Regions from separate parts of the Homo sapiens genome. Here region 1 is linked to region 2. A link is a contact called in ENCODE Hi-C or POLR2A ChIA-PET data. All regions are on one chromosome and are shown on one strand. The core of a region is the stretch at or near the end of the contact, and the rest is flanking DNA. Distances in the headings are between cores, read along the strand shown.

The links. Hi-C counts contacts between places; a loop is a spot of excess contacts on that map. ChIA-PET counts read pairs that join two places held with the same protein, here RNA polymerase II (POLR2A). Pooled maps may share reads with other maps.
Region 1: a map of heart right ventricle shows a loop between it and region 2 (2.3-fold over the local background). The contact joins two enhancer-like sites. A Hi-C loop is called at or near these places in 11 of 168 maps with a recorded cell type or tissue (B cell, CD14-positive monocyte, GM12878 and 6 more), 13 of 37 single-sample maps with no recorded cell type and 8 of 50 pooled maps. POLR2A ChIA-PET finds 5 or more read pairs at or near these places in 18 of 52 experiments (B cell, CD4-positive, alpha-beta memory T cell, GM10248 and 10 more).

The regions. Positions count from the first base shown.
Region 1 is chr6:206,894-211,569 of GRCh38, forward strand. No RefSeq gene overlaps it. Among named protein-coding and RNA genes, the nearest start is that of LINC03066, 3.7 kb to the left of the region's middle. RefSeq lists enhancers at 2,318-2,367, 3,179-3,378. Within about 2 kb of position 2,683, at least 2 of the 41 ENCODE cell types and tissues checked have a DNase peak (open chromatin) inside an H3K27ac peak, as active enhancers do.
Region 2 is chr6:402,333-406,548 of GRCh38, forward strand. IRF4 (interferon regulatory factor 4) reads left to right here. Exons shown (of 9, transcript NM_002460.4): 8 at 2,686-2,798. Among named protein-coding and RNA genes, the nearest start is that of IRF4, 13 kb to the left of the region's middle. RefSeq lists an enhancer at 2,638-2,757. Within about 2 kb of position 2,524, at least 4 of the 41 ENCODE cell types and tissues checked have a DNase peak (open chromatin) inside an H3K27ac peak, as active enhancers do.

The sequences.
Region 1 (4,676 bases), core at 1,433-3,932, 200 kb before region 2:
CATTTTATGGGGCCAGATGCTGAAGATCAGAAACAGTTCGATCCTGCCCCGAGAAGGTGTCCGCCTCATCCTTGGAGTTAATGTGGCCACTTCCTAGGCAACTCAGAGGCTTTATGGGTCCTTTCGCCTCTTAAAATTAATTGAGTTATTCAGTAAATACAGGTTAAGCATCCCTAATCCAAAAATACAAAATGCTCCAAAACTGTTTTAGTACCAAAACGACCCTTAAAGAAGGCACTCACTGGAGCGTTTTGGATGTTGGATATCAGATTAGGGATGCTCAGCCAGAATGAATTCTGCAAATATTCCAAAATCAAAAAAAATTTGAAATCTGAAACACTTCTGGTTCCAAGTATTTCAAATAAGGGACACTCAACCTGCACTTAGTGAGTGATGCCAGGGAGTGGTACCAGTCACTGTTCTAGGCACTGAGGGTGCGTTGGAGACAAAGTGACAGCAACGTCCATGCTTCTTCCTCGCAGAGGACAGAGCCATGAGGAGGGAGAGTCTCTTCACTTCTCTGGGCCTTAGTTTCCTCCCCAGGCAAATAAACTGAGGAGGCTGTACCCAAATAAACATCGTCAGAGCTTAGGGGAATCATGTGGAGTGCCTGTTTGTCTTAAACACAAGCATTTCTTTAAGGTTCCTTAAAAAAAAAAAAGAAAAGAAAAGCTAAAAATGTTAATGACCTCTGCATTTTATTTTCTGGTATGTCCAGGTTTTTTGTTTTTGTTTTTAGACAGAGTTTTGTTCTGTCGCTCAGGCTGGACAGATCACGCAGTGGCATGATTTTGGCTCACTGCAACCTCCACCTCCCGGATTAAGTGATTCTCCTGCCTCAGCCTCCTGAGTACCTGAGATTACAGGCACCCACCATCACAGTCAGCTAATTTTTGTATTTTCAGTAGAGATGGGGTTTCACCATGTTGCCCAGGCTGGTCTTGAACTCCTGACCTCAAATGATCTACCCGCCTCAGCATCCCAAAGTGCTGGGATTACAGGCATGAGCCACTGCTCCTGGCCATATGTCCAGGTATTTTTAAATATAAAAACAAAATTTGGCCAGGTGCAGTGGCTCATGCTTGTAATCTCAGCACTTTGTGAGGCTAAGGTAGGCAGATCACCTGAGGCCAGGAGTTCGAGACCAGCCTGGGCAACATGGTGAAACCCCGTCTCTACTGAAAATACAAAAATTAGCCAGGCCTGATGGCCCATGCTTTTAATCCCAGCTACTCGGGAGGCTGAGGCAGGAGAATCACTTGAACCCAGTAGGCGGAGGTTGCAGTGAGCCGAGATCACACCACTGCACTCCAGCCTGGGCAACAGAACAAGACTTCATCTCAAAAAACAAACAAACAAACAAACAAAATAAACCCCACAAAATTTAAAATTCTTTGTAGAGTAGAAATGATGCTCTGGGAAAATACCCCCTGGGCAGGTGGTGGCTGCACATCCACTCTGGGAAAGACTCTTCAGCTCGAAGATGGAGACCCTCTTTTCCTGCTCTCACACAACATGGGGATAACGTTGACGCGTTCTTGGTAGGCAGTGCAGTAGGCAACATATCCAGACGCTGGGTGCCAGTGGTAGGCAGGAGAAACCACCGAGTGGGAGCAGATTTTCAGAAAAGGGAAACTAGAAAAAAACTTCCCAGCTGTGTCTCAGACAGGCCCTGTGGTCTGAGCTCCCATCCTTGACAAATGAGATTACTGAATGCGTGTTTAGCAGTTCCAAACGCTATTCATGATCCGACGTGACCCTCTAGTCTCTCAGACAGAGCGCAGCCCTGTTGCACAGGTGTGGAAATGGAAGCAAACAGGGAAGGTAACTTGCTGAAGGTCACACAAGCAGGACCTCGAACCATGGCCCCTAACACCGATCGGGCACTTCTTCCCCTGTTCTGTTTCTCCTCTCTGGGACCTAAAATCCCTAAAAATTCCCTAAAAGTGGAGGTGTGCTGGAAGAGTCACAGATGGCTCTGTTTTGTTTATCAGGAAATTGAGCAAGGTGCCTAACGGAAACCAAAAGGGCACCGGGGCACGTACACATGCCCTGACTTTGTTTCTCTCTTTGGCTGGTGTAACTGCTGCTACATGGACAGCGGAGCACACTGATGACTTCACAAGACTGATGCTGAGCGCCCCTCCTTGCGGCAGATCCTGCACCTCCTTCTTCTCCACACTCACTTGCAGGCATAGGTTGCTGCCTGGCTGGTTCCATGTCACCGGGTCTCTACCCTGAGCCCGTTGCAACACAGTCAGGGCTCCCAGGGTAAACTATGCTGGGAGTCCCCTAGGAAGAAGAAAGGGGAAGGGCTGAATTCTAAAGAAAGCCCAAGACCTCTTCATGAAGCACCTCTCTTTCTCTGCTTTAGAGATTGCCCCAGGGCTGCTGGGGCCGAGCACCAGCTCCCCATCAAGGCCCTGGAGAGGCGCTGGCAGCTTTCTGTCTTCTCTGCAGACCTTTGGTTCCTCCTGCCCCTCGTCCTTGGCAGAAGGAGCCTCAGTTTCCCAGTCTGTAAGGTGCCAATAATCATAAGCTACCTCAATGGTGTTTTCCTTTGAATTTTGAGAATTTTGAGAATGGAAACTTGACTATCTTCATCTCTCTTCCTATACCCCCCATTGACACGTGAATCAGCGTTTCTCAGAATACTGCAGGTTTGGAGTGTGTGTGGCGGAGGAGGGCGGAGCAGCGTGGAAGGTGGAGAGGTGGGCGGTGTCGGGGATATCAGCAGGGCAGTGGGCATTGGAGGGGTGCCCTTGGCCTCAGCCACAGGGCCGTTCCAGAGCCCTGCGTGGGCGAGGCCAGGGCGGCGCGTGATGGTGCCCTCCGAGAAGCACTGGGACCAGCAGGAAAGGCTGCCTGCCGGTGCGCAGGAAAAGGGAAGAGAGCCGGGGAATTGCTTTTTGACCCGTAAGGGAGCGTTTCTTGGTGGATGGGGAAATCAAAAAATTGACTACGGTGTAGTCAGCTACATCGTGTACCAATTTTCAAATACCGGTGAGATCAGTAAAAAGAGAAAGGGAAGGAGATCACAGATAGCATGAAACCAAGCCATCAATAATGAAAGTACCACTGGTTACTGAGCAGCGTCTGCTTCTAACTGACTTTGCTGGGGGAGGGGCGGGACAGGTACAAGCAAAAACAGCAACGACAGCGCAGCAGTTGCTTCATGTGAGTAATAATTGAATGGTACGAGGCTCTTCCACATTCATGTATTGAAGGCCCAAGTGCGGCCAAGGTCTCCCTGGTTCCTGAGGTTTGTTTCATGCTGGGTTCCTTATACTCCAGATGTCGGGAGGGACCCTCAGGGGCCGAGGTGCCCACACCTGTGCTCCCTGCATGACAGACTTCCTGGGGTCTTGGCTCCCAGTCTGTCCTCATCCTCTACACACACCCAAATGTGGAAGTCACCCCCAGCTTGAGTGAATCCCACACCCTCAGACCATTGGCCATGATATTACGTGTGTTGCAAAATATCAAGGATTCAGCTGAGAGGCTCTCGCAGTGGACGGCTCAGAGGCCGAGTCACACACTGCCCAGGCTTTCCCTGGGGGGCCCTGGCCCGGGGGCCCCCTGCCTTAAGATGCCCTTCCTCTCCTCCCTCAGTCTCCCACTGTCTTCAACTCGGGCCCTCACTCTGCTTATCATAGACCCCAAAATGCCTCTGCTCAAACAAATGGCTTGACCTGTTAGCGATATAGAAAAGTGAGCGGATCCTTTGAACATGTTCGTTTCTCCTTTTCTCCACCCACCCTGCGCCGTTTCCCATTTCTCTAAGTGCCTGGAATGTGTGGAGAGTCTCCTGATGATATGATGCCAGCTGTGCCCAGCTCCCTGGAACACAACATAGGGAATTAACCAGTGTGTTCCTCTTTCCTCCGTTAGTGAAAATGAGTACTATTTAATAATGCAGTGACACAGGATTTGTTGCTGTTGCAGCACTTGCATGGCCATGCTCACCTTCACACCACGCGGAGGCCAAAGGCATTGTTCCCTCAGCTGCGGCCCTCTCCCCTCAGCAGCCCTGGCCATTCCACCATGGTGTAGTCCTCCTGCCCTTCTCCATCCTTCTGAATCCCATTCTGCCAGCTCCAGGGCTGCACGCCCTCTGGAATGACCACCCGCAGCTAGCCCAAGCTGCTCCTGCTGTTTATTTTCTTTGCACTTTGTTTAATTATTTCCCACATCTTGGTCCTCTCTCCTTGATTTCAGATGGATTGCTGAAGACAGAGTGTATTTGTGGCTCCGCTCAGGCTGTACACAGACAGGGGCACTCAGCATCCGTGGGTCGTATTTCATTCTAGGGCCAGGAGCGCGGGCTACTGCGTCAGTGGGAAAGACGTGGAGATGAGTTCATATTTACCTATTTCATGGTGAAATCTGCAAGGTCCCTAAGGCAATGGCTTTCTTGAATGGTGACAGCAACTGATGAGTCTGAAAAATCTTTGTGTCTCACTTAGGATTTTTGCACAGCTGGTTTCATAATTCAGTTATTTTGATACAAAAGCGTTCTGCTCTAATTAGTAAAAAAAGACCAGGCGATAGTGTTTGCCTCTTGTTAGGTGGCTGCCCCATCCATGCCTTTCATTTCTGGAGTAGGTGCCCAGGAAATGTTTACTGAGTTGCACCAGTGAATGAACTCATGATGCCGGGATTAGAAGGGGAAGCCC
Region 2 (4,216 bases), core at 1,274-3,773:
ATGACAATTCAGCGAACCTCTGGCTGGCTTCTGTGAAGCCCCTCGCCCTGTCATGCTGGGCTTCCTCACTGGCTTTGTGGGGCTGTCCAGGTGGAGGGAGCCTCCCGCGTGGGAGGGAGCTGCTCTACCCGCCACTCGCCACCCCACCGCCAACTCTTCCTCTGCCTTTTCCCAGTCCTGTCCCTTCCTGAGCCCCTTCAGAAACTCCTGTGTCTTTGATTTCTCATGTGCCTCCCCTTTTCTTGAATGTGCTTCTTCATTCAACTTATTTAAAATAAAAATATGACACGTCTGTGTGCTCTGGCACTGTTGACATGTGCTCGTACTTCTGGGTGTAAGTGACCCAAGTTTTTGTAAGCTCATCCAGATTTTCTTTTGGTGCCCAAAGCAAATATGTCCCCAGATAACTAAGCTTCAGGCCAGGTGTGGTGGCCCATGCCTGTAATCCCAGCACTTTAGGAGGCTGAGGTGGGCAGATCACTTGAGGCCAGGAGTTCAAGACCAGCCTGGCCAACATGGCAAAACCCCGTCTCTACTAAAGATACAAAAATTAGCTGGGCGTGATGGTGGGCGCCTGTAATCCCAGCTACTCAGGAGGATGAGGCACAAGAATCGCTTGAACCTGTGGGAGGCGGAGGTTGCAGTGAGCTGAGATCGCACCACGGTGCTGCAGTTTGCAGGACAGAGCGAGACTCCATTGCCCCCCGCACCACAAAAAAATAACTAAGCTCACACAGAGGCTGACCATAGGAAGAGGGAGAACTGTGCTGGTTCCCCGAGGCGGCGGCAAGTGAGGAAGTCACCTGGGGCTGGACACCTCTCATTCTAAGGGCAGAACCATCCCCAAGCCCTGGCCAGGGCGGTCCCATCCTTCTTGGGGTTGGGCATGGTGTTCATGGGGGACCAAGGAAATTGAAGGGCAACTGGGGGGACCCCCCCTCCCCTGTCAGCATCTCCTGTGTCTGCCTTGGGATCTGGAAGAGCTCACATGGGCCAGGAAGGCTAAGGCCCACTGGGCCTGGATTTCTGAAGACTCTGGACCTTGGTGCCAGTGGATTCAGAAGATACCACAAGGTGAGGGCTTTCTAATGAAAGTGTCACAAGGAACTGGCACTGGCTTTTCTGAGTGCCTCTTGCTGGGCGTTTTTAGGGAGGTAGAGCCCCCGTGGTGACTAAGCTGGAAGGTGCACATTGAGTCACAGGTGCACTGCGTGAGAGACAGCACAGGCAGGGGGTGGACGCCTGTGAGTGTCCTGGGGCTGTAGACTTGCGCGACTAGAACTTACTATTAATCTGTGAGCAAGAGCTGGTCTTGGCTTTCATTCCTTCCTCTGTAACCAAGGGCTGTGCTCTTTGCCCACTGCAGCCTCTCACCTCAAAGTGTTCACTGAGGTTCAAGGAGGATGCTGTGAACGTAAAAACTGCAGCTGTGCCAACCAGCTTCTGCATAATTAAGGATTCCCACCAAACACTCTCATGTTATCTAGGGTTGGAGCCATGCTTTCTCAGAGAATTGTGCCAACTCGCCATTCTGATTAGCCTGTGTAGGTGTAGTCTCAGATCACGGCAGTGTGAATGTATTTTACAGATTCTGACTAAGTCATTTGGGTTTGATTTGAATTCTGGAAAAAAAAAAAAGCAGGAAGTCAAATAGTCCTGTAAGTTAGCTAGAAACTTCTGTTCAGTTGAAGAGAACAGTGGAGATCTTTGATATCTTCCTATTCAGGTCTGCACAGCACTAGGGACAGCCCCCAGGGCCCGGCCCGAGGGTGTGTATCTGATAAGGACGCGTCTGTTCTGCAGAAGCTGTAGCGGCTCCTGTGTCAACTCGTTTCTTTTGCGGGCGTGACATTTTATTGTAGCTACAGGCAGAAGATTTGTCTTGTGTACAGGGGAGGGAGCATGGGCTAAAGTCAGGGGATGGGCACTTGTCTTTCCAACAATGTTCCAGTCCGTTTTGTATCTTTTGGGTAGGTGTGGTGGCTTCAGGATGTACATGTGTATATCCACAAGCGGGAGGCCAGGGGGGCTGCCCCACTCCTGTTCTCAAGTCAAGTTACTGTTCCATCCCTGGAGACAGGCAAGAAGTCTACTCAGAGTTACACAGTTCAGGCATAGTGACAGTGGGACTCAGCTGCCGATGGCTGGTGCTCAGTCACCACGTTGACGTTACATATTTTCTGTGGTGCCTGAGTTACGTGGATGTCCGCAGTAGCACAGATACTGGATTATGTGGGCTCTGTAGTGAGGGGATGAGGTTTTAAAATGATCCTGGGATGTCGAAACATTCTGATTTTTTAAATGAAAACTTGTCCATGGCATAAATTGGTCTTTTGCCATTGCGTGACTACGTTTCTTGTTCTTTATCTCCCGACTTCACTGTGGTCTACTACCTTTTGAATCTTCGTGGGTCCAATGCTGCAAAGCAGTGTTCTTTAGCTGTCGACTAGTTCCTCTTGAAGAATCGAGGGAGACCGAGGGCCCTGGGGGGAAAGCACCCAAAGGAATGCATACATGCTATTTTGTATCTGAGATGTTCACATCAAGAGCCCCACTCAGCGGAGTAAGAGTGCTCATTCCTCTTGCAGTGTTCAGAATCACAGTAAGCTCTTGCTTCCTGTTTAACCTGGTGTGTTCGGTGATGAGGGTTTCTGAACATGGTCTCTTTCTTGTGGGCTTCTACAGAGCTGCAAGCGTTTGCTCACCACGGCCGCTCCCTGCCAAGATTCCAGGTGACTCTATGCTTTGGAGAGGAGTTTCCAGACCCTCAGAGGCAAAGAAAGCTCATCACAGCTCACGTGAGTCCTCAGTTACACTCCTACCATAGTGGCTTCCTGTTCTTTGTAAAGGCCAGAGTTTCATTTAGAAAAGTCCCAAATGAAAAGTAAATGTCAAATGACCTGGAAAAATAAGCGTAACCCTTAAACTAGTGAGGGAGGAAGCATGGTCCAACGAGCAGCACAGTCTGAGGACTCACGTGCTCCTCCCAGACTTGAGATCTGCTCATCAAAGAACCAGGGAGGACAGCCTCAAAGGAGGGTGCCTCTTTCCCCATCTTTTTTATTTTTCAGGAAAGTTGTCGTATTTCCATTTTATAGGGATTGAAAAAGATTGATGGTTAAAGTTGCCCTTTAAAATTCTCCAGGTTAAGATTGCTGTAAGAATGCTATCTAGCTAGTGGATCTTCATTCAATGGAAAAGCTTTTCCCAAATGAGAAACTATCCATTCCCTGGAGGCATTTTGTAGGTCTCTGCAGCTGTGTCCTAGCACCTCTTTTATTTCTGGAATTTTAGAAATTATTTAATTATTGGGCATATGATATTTGAAAGAGGCTGAATCTTTCAAGGAATTCAAGCAAATCAGACCCTCTCGTAATGTTCTCTAGCATAGCTCAAGATGGGTTCAACTGTGGCAAGTAACACTAAAAGGGTAGGGTTAGGATTAGGGTTAGAGTTTTCTTTTTTATGAGAAAAGGTTTCCATAGATAACATGAAGCATTAATTTGCCATGGGAAACAGAATCTTGAACCCTTAAGACTTTTGAATTTGAAAACTTCACATTGCTACATACTTGCAAGCATTATTAACGGGCTTGCATGCTGAGCAATACCAGGTAAAAGTTACACCCCCTAACATCAAAGTTCTCATCATGTTCTAGCTCTGATGCTATTTCTCATTGAGAACTGAAATGAAACATGGTTTAATCTTGAACATACAACCCCCCTTCTTGATTTTAAAAACAAAGACCAGCCAACCAACCAGTATATAATCCCATAGACTCAGGAGTTTTCTCATGAGTTCTCTCCAGTGATTGACTTAATAATTGATATGATTGTTGAAATAATAACTGATACATTGTTAACAACAGGAATTGCTAAATGACTAAATAAACTTGGCATTGATAAGCAGCATTTAAGAAGTTGATGATCGGCCGGGCACAGTGGCTCACGCCTGTAATCCCGGCACTTTGGGAGGCTGAGGCGGGCAGATCATGTGGTCAGGAGTTCGAGACCAGCCTGACCAACATGGTGAAACCCCCTCTCTACTAAAAATACAAAAATTAGCCGGGCGTGGTGGTGCGCACCTGTAATCCCAGCTACTCGGGAGGCTGAAGCAAGGGAGTCACTTGAACCCAGGAGTCAGAGCTTGCAGTGAGCCGAGATTGCACCACTGCACTCCAGCCTGGGTGACAGAGTGAGACTCTGTCTCAAAAAAA